Linked DNA regions of Homo sapiens: region 1 is linked to region 2. The links are chromatin contacts, found by Hi-C or POLR2A ChIA-PET in ENCODE. All regions are on one chromosome and are shown on one strand. Each heading gives the region's core, a stretch centred on a gene start or an enhancer-like site at or near the end of the contact. The rest is flanking DNA. Distances are from core to core; before and after follow the strand shown. Region 1 holds the start of PPIE (peptidylprolyl isomerase E). Region 2 overlaps MACF1 (microtubule actin crosslinking factor 1).

Region 1 (7,215 bases), core at 4,052-6,551, 310 kb after region 2:
CAGTGGTATGGGATTACAGTGGTAAGCAAACTGACATGGTCCCACTTTCAAAATGCTCTTTCTCTGGTTGGAGAGAAGGGGTTTTAAAAAGTAAATGCGTCCTCTAGTTTTGAATATTTTAAAAAATGTAAATGCAGCCAGGCACTGTGGCTTATGCTATGCCTGTAATCCCAGCACTCTGGGAGGCTGAGGTGGGAGGATCGCTTGAGCCCGGGAGTTTGAGACCAGCCTGGGCAATGTGGCAAAACCCCATCTCTACAAAAAAATAGAAAAATTAGCCAGGTGTGATGGTGCACGCTAGTCAGTAGTCCCAGCTACTCGGGAGGCTGAGGCAGGAGGTTGAGTCCAGGAGGTTGAGGCTTGAGGCTGCTGCTGTGAGCCGTGATCACACCACTGCACTCCAGCCTGGGTAACAGAGTGAGACTCTGTCTCAAAAAAATAAAAAGAAAATGCAAATACAAATTGTGCTAAGTGTGACTATGATGTCTAAATGCTCCCCTCAGAAATACAGGAGAATGATGCTTCCCACACTCCTATTCATTTCACCTACTTAAAGCTTTCTAAAGCGATTTCCAAACCTTAATGCCACATGAAAAGATACGAAGCCTTTCTGCTGCCTTCAGGGACCTACTTCTAGACTGGAGCTCATCACTGACATCATATGCTAATGTTTCTAGAGCATTTAATGAAAGAGGCATTATGGCATATAATAATTATAACTGTTTTGGTATTTACACCTTTTGATCCAGTCACTTCTGGGCATCCCTCCAAAGGGGATAATGTGGTCCTTAGAAAAAAGCTGTACTGCTAAAGATAGTTACTGGAGCTTTATATATTCAATCAACAAATTAAATACTCAGTTATTACTTTGCTAATGTGAGTAAATTGCTTGACCTCCCTGGGTGGCCTGGGTAAAATGGGGAGATAATCTCTATCTCAAGTTTGTGACAACTAAATGTCTGTGGAAATATCTCCCTAGCACTAGGCTCAACGAAGAGTAGGTGTGCTCTGGATGGGCTCTTTTCACCTTCCCTTTCTAATTATGTTGCATGTTATTATACATATGATGAGAATCTATGCAGTTTTTCTGTTTGTTTGGATGTTTTTTTGAGATGGAGTCTTACTCTATCACCCAGGCTGGAGTGCAGTAGTGCCATCTTGGCTTACTGCAACCTCTGGCTCCCGAGTTCAAGTGATTCTCCCGCCCCAGCCTCCCGAGTAGCTGGGACTACACGTGCACACCACCACGTCCAGCTAATTTTCGTGTTTTTAGTAGAGACAGAGGTTCACCATGTTGGCCAGGCTGGTCTTGAACTCCTGACCCCAGGCAATCCGCCCACCTCGGCCTCCCAAATTGCTTGGATTATAGGTGTGAGCCACCACACTCAGCTTCATAGTTAGTTTTTTGAGTCAGAATTTCACTCTGCCACCCAGACTGGAGTGCGGTGGTACAATTTCGGCTCACTGCAACCTCCGCCTCCTGAGTTAAAGTGATTCTCCTGCCTCAGCCTCCTGAGTAGCTGAAGCTACAGACAGACACCACCACACCTGGCTAATTTTTGTGTTTTTAGTAGAGGCAGGGTTTTGCCATATTGGCCAGGCTGGTCTCACACTCCTGAGCTCAAGAAATTCACCCGCCTCCGTCTTCCAAAGTGCTGGAATTACAGGCGTGAGGCACTGAGCGCGATGGAGAATCTATACAGTTTTATATCACCACCACTCCCCTCAAAATGCGCTGAATTTGGTCAAAAACCATTACTTCTCCCCTTCGCCTGGATTCTGAATGGTAGCATTCAGGTGTCGAGTGGTTGGAGTGTCCTAACTTTGACCACCATCGAGTGCTGTCCTTTCCTTGGGTGCTAACCCACTGCTTCTCCTGGTTCCCAGGCACCCCAGCCTGCTGTCCATGTGCAGGCCAGGAACCCCTGACTGCCTCCATGCTGGCGGCAGCACTTTCCCAAGAACAGAAGCAGGTGCTGAGTGAGTGACCCACGCGCCTACGAAAGAAGAGAGGGCCAGAAGCTGGTGCTGACGCAGACACCAAGGTTACTGAGATTCCGTTTGGTTTTTTATGAACTATCTTCCCCACAGGAGACATTTGTTCCTCCTTATCCAAACAATGCATTCAAACTTGGCTGTAAAGATTGTAGGAAGAGATGCACAGGGCAAGGTGGGAATGGAGAGGGGCTGGTGAGCTTCCATGCCCTCTCTAGGCATGCTGTGTTCCAAGCACATCAATGTATTCACCAACCTGGAAACTCCCCAAACCGCATTTAGAGTGTTTATATGAGGTTTCATTACCTAGGCATGGCTGATTAAACCACTGGGTGTTGGTGATTGAACCCAATTTCCAACCCCCTCCTCTCCTCAGAGGTTGGAGGCGGGAGCTGGAAGTCCCAACCCTCTAATCACATGGTTGGTTTCTCTGATGACCAACCCCCATCCTGAAGCGAGCTAGGGGTTCTACCTTGAGTCATCTGCTTAGCACAAACTTAGGTAGGGTCAAAATGGGCTCATTATGAATAACAAAAGACACAGCACTCAGGATATTCCAATGATTTTAGAAGCTCTGTGCCAGGAACTAGGACAAAGACCAAGTATCTATTTTTTATTATACCACACCACATAAAGGACGCCTGGTCAGATTCTTCCTGAGAGTGACCTTTTGTTTTGGAATAGTGACGGGTACACAAAGAGCTCTCCTAATCAGATCTCACAGCCTCATTCCTATAAGTATCAACTCCCTGGTTTGGCATGAGGTTGGTAAGGTCAGCTGTGTGCGCAGCCACTGCTTAGCTCTGGGAATACAATGGGTACAGGCCGTGGTGTCAAATACCTTCATCTACTGGGAGAGAGAGACATACCTGACTATAGTTATAGGGTGTATTCCAATTGACTTCTGAACTTGGGGACTATGGACTCTGTCTATAGGGGATTTGGGTGAGTGAAGCTTAACTAGGACCTCTGACAAGGACTGGTGGGTGCCTCCAGATGGAGAAAAGAAAGAACTCAATGAGCAAAAGCAGAGGCAAGGAAAAAGAGCCCATGGTAAGTAGGTGAGGAACTGATGTGGAGGTCAGGGTTGACTTGAGGTAGGCATGGACCCCTTGTCAAGGACCTTGTTAGCAGCATCAGTGATTTAGGTAGGGAGTTCTAGAGAATTTAGGTTTATTTTGAAGAAAGATAACCCTAGGCCGGGTGTAGTGGCTCACACTTGTAATCCCAGCACTTTGGGAGGCCGAGGCAGGAGGATCGCTTGAGTCCAGGAGTTTGAGACCAGCCTGGGCAACATGGCAAGACCCTGTCTCTAAAAAAAAAAAAAAAAAAAAAAAATTAGCTGGGCATGGTGACGTGCACCTGTACTCCCAGCTGCTACTCGGGAGGCTAAGGTGGGAGGATCATTTGAGGCTGGGAGGTTGAGGCTGCAGTGAACCATGATCATGTCACTGCCTTCCAGCCTGGGTAAGAGAGCAAGACCCTGTCTCAAAGAAAAAAAGAAAAAAAAAATCACCCTGGACAAGTGGATTGGAGGAACAGAGCCACTATCAACTCTTCCTTAGTCTACTACATTAACTTCCTGGTCTCCTGGGTTCCAATCAACCCATCCTGGGCCTAGTGTCAGAGCACTGTCTAAAATGATGTGAGCATGTAACTCTCCTGTTGTAACTTCAGCAGCTTCTCAAAGCTCCCAAATCTTCCAGAAGGCTTACAGCACCCTCATGATGTGGCCCTCTGCCTACCTTTCCCACCTGATATGCCCTCCACCCCACCATCCCAGGCTCTGGTCTTTTAGTTCCTTGAGTGTGCGGAAGCTGCCTCCTCCTCTCTCTGGCTCCTTTTCCTTCAGAATTCAGCTTAAATGTCACCTCAGGAAGGTCTTAACCCCCTGCTCCATATAAAATAGATGGTCCCATTATTTCCTACCACTATGTCAACCTGTAATTTATATATTAGTGGGTTTAGTCCAAGATGTTACTCTAAACTGCACCATTTTGTAAGCTCCCTGCTATTCTGCAGACCTTGGTCAAAGTGAAACATTTCACAGGGGTTTGGGCTGTGAGAAACATCCTGCCTAACCACCCGACCACAAGGCAGACAAAGGCCCAACTAAAGAAACATCCCTCTCATATCTTCCTGGGCAAAGGTCCAAGGGACACCATGATGACATCCCACTGGAACAAGGGCCAAACCGCCTCATCATGAGAACATCTTTATATCAATATCCTGCTAGGCAGCAACCCATACTGCCCAGACCCCTACCGCCCATACCTATAAATTGCCCAGTCTGTAAGCAGTGGTGGGCACTGGCATTAGGCTGGTTCCCCACTTCTGTAGGTTATTATGCTGGACATAAAGCCTGCGTTTGCTGTCGAGCCGCCCTCTTTCTGTGTGTGTGTGTGTGTGTGTGTGTGTCTTTCTTTAACCCTTGCCTTCTTTTCAAAACCTAACACGAGTAGACAAACGTTCTTTCTGAAGAGCCAGATTGTAAATATTATTGTAGGCTTTGCAGGCTATAGCTCTTCTGCCCTTGTAGTAGGAAAGCAGCCACAGTCATACTTAAAGGAATGAGCGTGGCTGTGTCCCCATAAAGCTTTCTTTACGGACACTGAAATTTTAATTTCACATAATTTTCATGTGCTAAGAAAATATACATATATATTTTGTGAGATGGTGTGTCGCTCTCGTCACCCTGGCTGGAGTGCAACGGCGCGATCTCTGCTCACTGCAACCTCCGCTACCTGGGTTCAAGCGATTCTCCAGCCTCAGCCTCCTGAGTAGCTGCGATTACAGGCGCCCGCTACCACGCCTGGCTAATTTTTGCATTTTTAGTAGAGACGGGGTTTCACCATGTTGGCCAGGCTGCTCTCGAACTCCTGACCTCAGGTGATCCGCCCGCCTCAGCCTCCCAAAGTGCTGGGGCTACAGGCATGAGCCACCACGCCCGGCCAAGAAAATATAGTTTTTTTATTTTTTCCAACTATTTCAAAAGGTAAAATTCATTCTTAGCTCCCAGGTTGTCCAAAAACAGACGCGCAGGATGGCCAAGCACCAGAGTTTATCGTTTGCCCATAATAATCGGGTTGATTCGGCCAAGGTTTCCCTCCCCCAACACGGTGCGCACTGGGAAGCGCGAGGACCACGTCCCTTGGTTTACCACTGCGCACCTCACAAGGCGCCCAGTGCATCCGGGTAGCGGGATGCCGGTTGGACCAACGCGAGGGTGGGCGGGGTCTAAGAGCTAAGCGTTGGGGGCGGGGCGGGACAGTGGGGAAGAGGACGGGTCGAGTGCTGGCTTCCGGCGGAAAAGCGCGCGAGCAAGATGGCCACCACCAAGCGCGTCTTGTACGTGGGTGAGCAGGAGGGGTTGCTAGGCGGAGTCTGAGTGAACGCGACCCCCAAGGGTCGGGGCGTGGGGTGGGACGCATCTCTGAACCAGGAGGACGGCGAGCTGCTGTCAAGGCCGGGTCTCTGGCGGTAGTGCTGGCGATAGCTCTGGCTGTGCTTAAACTCCTTCCAAGGTTTCCCACTGTCCTCAGGAAAAAGTGCAGACTTCTTAGCAGTACGCACTTCTCCAGCTTCTTTGCTTTGCTTCCCGATTCGCTGGGTCTCCCGAAAAATGACCCACTTGCCCCCAAGGTTCAGGTTATTTCACACCTTTGGGCCTCTGCTTTTGCGACTCCCTTGCAGTGAACAGCCTTGCCACACACCTCAGGTGCGTGAACCCGAGACGGAATGATTATTCTGACTTCCTAGCCCGCTGAGCTCCAGCGGGCCCCGAGGAGCGGTAAAGGAGTATTATGGCCCTTCGGATCCTCTCGTTCATTTGTTTTACAAACATTCAGTGCAGCGACGGCTCAGCCCCAGCCCCTGCCATAAAGGAAGGAGTTCCCAGACTAGCCAGAAAAAAAGTGGAATTACCTCAGTAGCACACTTTTGATAAGCGCTGTAGTGAGGATGGATCATGATAATATGGGCCTGGCTGCGGGACAAATGACCCATCCATCTGGAGAAGCGAGGGCAAATTCTGGATGCGGCGATGCCAGAGCTGATGAGCAGGAGTTAGCTACGTAACCGAAGCAGAGGCAAGGCCGTTCACTGCAAGGGAGTCGCAAAGGTGTGAAATAGCCTGACACTTGGGGGCAAGTGGGTCATTATTCGGGAGACCCAGGAAATTAGGAAGCAAAGCAAAAAAGCTGGAGAGGTGGGTACTGCTAAGGAGTTTGCACTTTATCCTGAGGACAGTGGGAAGCCTTTGAAGGAGTGTAAGCGAAAAGTTACGGGTTCAAATTTGCATTTTCCTAAGATCATTCTAGTTGGCTTTGTGGAGTTGATGGAATGGAGGCAGGGAGGTCAGTTGTGAAGCTATTGCAGTAATCCCAGGACTAGATGAGAGTCTGAAAGAAGGGCGAAGAGAGGAATATTTTTCATAAGTATGGGTGGGCAGAGATGAGAGGGGGATGTTTGTTTACCCAAAGAACTGAATGGAAGGGTCCTGTCCCCTGGCTAGCATGCTAACTGGGCTGCAAGGACTTCTGCAAGAGTATGGAGATCAGTGGCTCAGAAGGCCCTTGGCTTATTTGCAGGTGGACTGGCAGAGGAAGTGGACGACAAAGTTCTTCATGCTGCGTTCATTCCTTTTGGAGACATCACAGATATTCAGATTCCTCTGGATTATGAAACAGGTGAGTTAGTGTCTCTCACGTTCAGAATCCTCTTACTAGGAAAATACCTTAAAAAATTAAAGTCACATCACAATTCTAAATATGCATTCTAAATATGGTTAGTATACACTACAGGTAAGTTCAGGAAGGTGTCTGGTGACAGTGATCTCGATGGAGAAGGAATGTTCTGAGGCCATGTGGTTGTGAACTCTGAATACTTTCCAGAGTCTTCAGCTGTTGGGTTGAGATAAGACAGATTTTTCAATAGACCAGTAGGGAGATAGGTTTGAACTACATTGAGATTTGAATGTTGTTTTAATCTACCTGATGGGTACCCCATCCCACCTGCACCTTCTTGCAGCTGTGCTATTAAATGAGGCAGCGGGAAAGCCTAGCCCCATAATGGGGGTGGGTGAGGGCGGGGGTTCTTGGCCTCTGCACCCCTGGGTGGGTTTCCCATCGATTGGTATCACAACCACAGTTCAGTTTTCTGTTTACCTTTGTTGTCATTTTTAAGATTATAGTTTTAGGCCTAGTTTTATCATCAACCTTG
Region 2 (4,629 bases), core at 2,130-4,629:
ATTCCCTTTCTCTTTTCATAGCTATAAGTTATCCTGTGACTTGAGCTTAATAAGTCACATAGATGTCTTTACTTTTATACAGTCCTCAGTTTTAAAATTAAATACCAGCTAATGAGAAATCAATAAGAGAGCTGATCATTTGTTATTGTATCCTTTACATTTCCTAGGTAGCCTATGGCAGTCTTCAAATAATTCCCTCTTCAGTCTTTTTATGTCCACCTGCCCATGACTTGGCTTATTCCTTACCTGAGTTGCAAAGTATGGCTTGCCTATGTTAGTGGAAGAAACAAAATGGAAAGAATTTAACTTACTTGTATTTCCAGATTTGTACTGCTTATTTTCTTTTCTCTCTGTCCATTTCCAGTAATGGTACCATTAGCTTTCCAGTTTCCTAGGCTTAAAACCTCGACTCCATTTTTACTTTTCTTTTTTTAATTTCTCCTTTGTGCCCACATCGATCAGCATGCTAAATTCTGTCTATTTTACTTTACAGTGTCTTTCCTGTCCATCTGTTTCTCTAATTCCCACTCTCCCCTCAGTTCATGACTTACGAGCTCTCACTAGGTGTATAGAGATAGCTTCTTCACTAATCACTCTACCACTAACCCTGGGGCCTTCCCCTTCCCATCCCCCAGCTGCAGATGAACCTTTCTGAAATAAGCCTTTAATCATATCTTTTCAAGCTCAGAGATATTTAATTGACTCCCTGTTAGAATAAAACCTTTAGATTATGAGGCTGACACACTGCCTGCCGTGCTAAGAAGGTGCTTAAAATAAAATATAAACTCTTTAACACACCATTCAAAGCCCTCTATTTGACCCTAACCTACCTTTCTTAGCTTCTACTATTCTTCTCACTCCTTAATATTATAGCTGAAGTAAACTATATTCTGTTCTTTAATATCTTCTGACAATGTCCTAACCCTGTGTCTTATTTTATGGGTTATAATACATCTTTCATGAAATGCTTTTGTCCAGCTCTCTCTCTTCTATAAAACTTACCTTTATTCCTCAATCATGGAATAATTTTTCCTGCCTCTTCACTGCCATAACTCTTTATCTGTACCTTGTATTATGATCATTATTTTATGTACTTACCTTCCTGGTCCATAAACTCCTTAAAGTCATGGTTTGTTTATCTAATGCATATTTTTATGACTCTTTCCTTCTACTTTACTTGTTTCCATCCTCCTAGCCTAATATAGTTTCTGGGCCAATATTTTAAATAGAAACAAATAACAAGAGTAGATATTTGATGCTTCTAAATTATTTTTAGCTCTTCTCCCTAAAAATACCTTTAATCTTATTACAATAAATTCTTCAAATTTTCAGATTCCAAAATCAAATGAGTAAGAAAGACATAAAAATTAGAGGCAATTTTTAAAAAATGAAATTCAAATTTAATAATAATTTTTAATATTGTATGTTTTAGTTGCATTACTTGAAGATATATTTTGAAGGCTGGCATAAACAAACTAGGAAAGAAAGTTTTAGACTTAGATTGCCACTTAAAAAATATGTTTTTCTTTATATTCAAACATAATTGAATTTCCAGTAATCAAAATGCCAACTTTTTTTATTTAAACCACTTCTTATTAAAATAACTTTGTCAGGGCATAACTAGCATAGGACCTGGCGTAAATTAGGTCTTCAGTAAAGGTTTGCTGAACTTAAGTGCATCATATACTCCCAGGCCTCTTCAAATGCCATATCTTAGTCTGTTTTTAGTAATTCAAAGACAACATTATGACCTTTCATTATTAATCTGCATGCTAATACAGTTCTGTGGTTGTTTTCTTGTCTGTTCCTTGTCAGGCTATCTCCAATATCCAGACTTCCTCCTCACTTTGTAATTTGCTGCTTTTATTTTATAGAGTAAAACAAACCACAGGTACTTTGGAAAGTACATCTCTTAGCACTTCTCTGGTCTCAGTGACAGTCATGTATCCCAGGAAAAGCCAAGCTTAGTTATGGATCTTATATTAAATAAGAGTTAAGATTCCAAGTGAGCTATAAAGTCTGTAGTTTTTTTTGTTTGGTTTTTTTTTGGGGGGGGTGCTTTTTGTGTTGGCAAATTCAGCCAGCGTGAGGTTTTTTGTTTGTTTCTTTTTTGTTTTTTTGCCTTAAATCTGGATTCAAAGTTATGTTCTGGGGCTTGAAATTACCAGAAGCCTGACTGGATTTTGGGGAGTTGGGGAGGGAGTTCTAGTTCATAGGCAATATACAGTCTTTACTCTTCAGATATCTTCACTCATAAATGAAGGTAGTAGTGACAGAGAGAATGAAAACAGACAACTTTTTGCCTCCTTTAAACCTTATTTTGGTCAGATGTTCAGGTGATATATATACTACATTCTGTTTTGATTTGTGTTAAATAAGGAGAACATTAGAAGATTTGATTCTACTGTTGCTACTCACCAGGTGATTGGACAAATCTTTCTTTAAGCCTTCTGACTGAACTTTCTCTTTTATAATAGGGGGATAATTATTCTTTTATAATGGGGGATAATTATTCTGTCCACCTTACAAGGTTATGACAGAATGAGAATAAGGTTAATGGTGTGAAATCCTTTAAAACATCGAAATGCTACATAACGTGTGTTCTGTTTACTATTGGTATTTAAACTATACCTGGAAAAGACTATTCTTTTACTGAGTATAGTACTATTACCAGTTTTAATGTGACTTTTCTTCCTGAGCAGCTTGTTCTATATATTTGTGTAGGCAAAAACAGCTGGAAGACATCCTGGTTCTGGCCAAACAGTTCCATGAGACAGCTGAGCCTATTTCTGACTTCTTATCTGTCACAGAGAAAAAGCTTGCTAACTCAGAACCTGTTGGCACTCAGACTGCCAAAATACAGCAGCAGATCATTCGGCACAAGGTAGGGAGTGGTTACAGTAAATGAAAATAGAAAACTGGAATTAGAAATCCTAGAAATGAGTAAACTGCCTGCAGCATTCTAGAGGATGTGTGTTTTGTGGGTTTAACTTAAAATATGGTCAGATTATTAATTGGAAAAGTCACATTCTTGAAATACAAATAGAAATTGACTGATAGGCTACCACCGGAATAAACAGCTTTTGTTCCCAATTTTTATATTATTTTTGCCTTTCAGTCGGTGAGTTTTTTAATTGTTTAATTTGTTGTATCATTTGTTATTCATCATTTTGTGTTTACTTTTCATTTATTTTGTTTCTGTTATTCATTTTTTCCATCTGGATTTCCAGGCTCTGGAAGAAGACATAGAAAACCATGCAACAGATGTGCACCAGGCAGTCAAAATTGGGCAGTCCCTCTCCTCCCTGACATCTCCTGCAGAACAGGGTGTGCTGTCAGAAAAGATAGACTCATTGCAGGCCCGATACAGTGAAATTCAAGACCGCTGTTGTCGGAAGGCAGCCCTACTTGACCAAGCTCTGTCTAATGCTAGGCTGTTTGGGGAGGATGAGGTGGAGGTGCTCAACTGGCTGGCTGAGGTTGAGGACAAGCTCAGTTCAGTGTTCGTAAAGGATTTCAAACAGGATGTCCTGCACAGGCAGCATGCTGACCACCTGGTATTCATGTTTCCATTTTTATTGGTTATGTTATTCTGTTATTTTGTTATTTTGATTCATGTTTCTCTTCATTTATTTTTTTTTCTTCATTACAAACACTTCAACTTTATTTTATACACAAGTGCATAGTTAGTGGACTTGATGCTGACTGCTAATCTGTTTTTGGATGAGTCCATGGAAATACTTATATTTAACAAGTTAAATCAGTAATTCTAGAAGATGGTACAGGGTATATAGTCAGGGGCCATCTGAACTCCAACTCATGATTTACATTATTAGGTGATGGGTCACTAAGATTCTATTTGAGCAGTTTTATGAAAGATAATGTGCTTTAACAAAACCAGATCTATCTGTGTAGTGCCCAGGATTTGATCATACAGTTAAAAAACTTTTAGGATATTTCTGGATTTGTTCAAATTCCGGGGATTCTGTGTCATCTTAATAGAAGAGTTTGCCTTTTTCATTTCATTTTTATGAAATCTGTTTGGGAGAGTAAAAATAGGTAATTTTTCTAATAGTCTGATTCTTTTGCTTCGTCAACTTTAAATATGAAGAGAGTTTTTAACCAGGATTCTGATTTAAGTCAGTCTGTTCTTACTGAATTTCTTCTCTTGAACTTTCTGTTTATTCCTTATTTTGGACACAGTAGACAATTTTGCTCAATTTCACTTCTGCCTTTCTTGGGTTCAGGTTTGGTACCAATAATTGGTAAAGCTGATGTAATTCTAAGTTTTTCTCATCCAGCGCATAGGAAAGCTTGCCTATAGGTATCTGATTTAATTATTTTGAATAGTCAATGGGCTAACCAAGGAGAAGATGAGGGGATCAAATATCTGATGTTTAAATTAAACTAGTATTCATCTCTTTACTTTAAATTTGATCTCTTAAAGGTCTCGCATTTTGTTTCATTTGTAGTGCCACAGTTTCAGGATTAATGGTATTCTTTCCTTTCAGGCTTTAAATGAAGAAATTGTTAATAGAAAGAAGAATGTAGATCAAGCTATTAAAAATGGTCAGGCTCTTCTAAAACAAACCACAGGTACTTTGAAAAGTGTGTCTCTTAGCACCCCTA

What was found. Hi-C counts contacts between places; a loop is a spot of excess contacts on that map. ChIA-PET counts read pairs that join two places held with the same protein, here RNA polymerase II (POLR2A). Pooled maps may share reads with other maps.
Region 1: a loop to region 2 is called in a map of astrocyte of the cerebellum, with 6 times the contacts of the local background. The contact joins the promoter of PPIE here to the enhancer-like site in region 2. A Hi-C loop is called at or near these places in 1 of 168 maps with a recorded cell type or tissue (astrocyte of the cerebellum) and 2 of 50 pooled maps. POLR2A ChIA-PET finds 5 or more read pairs at or near these places in 6 of 52 experiments (A673, H1, PC-9 and 3 more).

Annotation. Positions count from the first base shown.
Region 1 is chr1:39,733,581-39,740,795 of GRCh38, forward strand. PPIE (peptidylprolyl isomerase E) reads left to right here and starts at 5,302. Exons shown (of 10, transcript NM_006112.4): 1 at 5,302-5,351; 2 at 6,585-6,683. The coding sequence starts at 5,321. RefSeq lists an enhancer at 5,350-5,559.
Region 2 is chr1:39,424,731-39,429,359 of GRCh38, forward strand. It overlaps MACF1 (microtubule actin crosslinking factor 1), which reads left to right. Exons shown (of 101, transcript NM_001394062.1): 62 at 2,725-2,884; 63 at 3,231-3,557; 64 at 4,512-4,596. Among named protein-coding and RNA genes, the nearest start is that of BMP8A, 65 kb to the right of the region's middle. Within about 2 kb of position 3,380, at least 2 of the 41 ENCODE cell types and tissues checked have a DNase peak (open chromatin) inside an H3K27ac peak, as active enhancers do.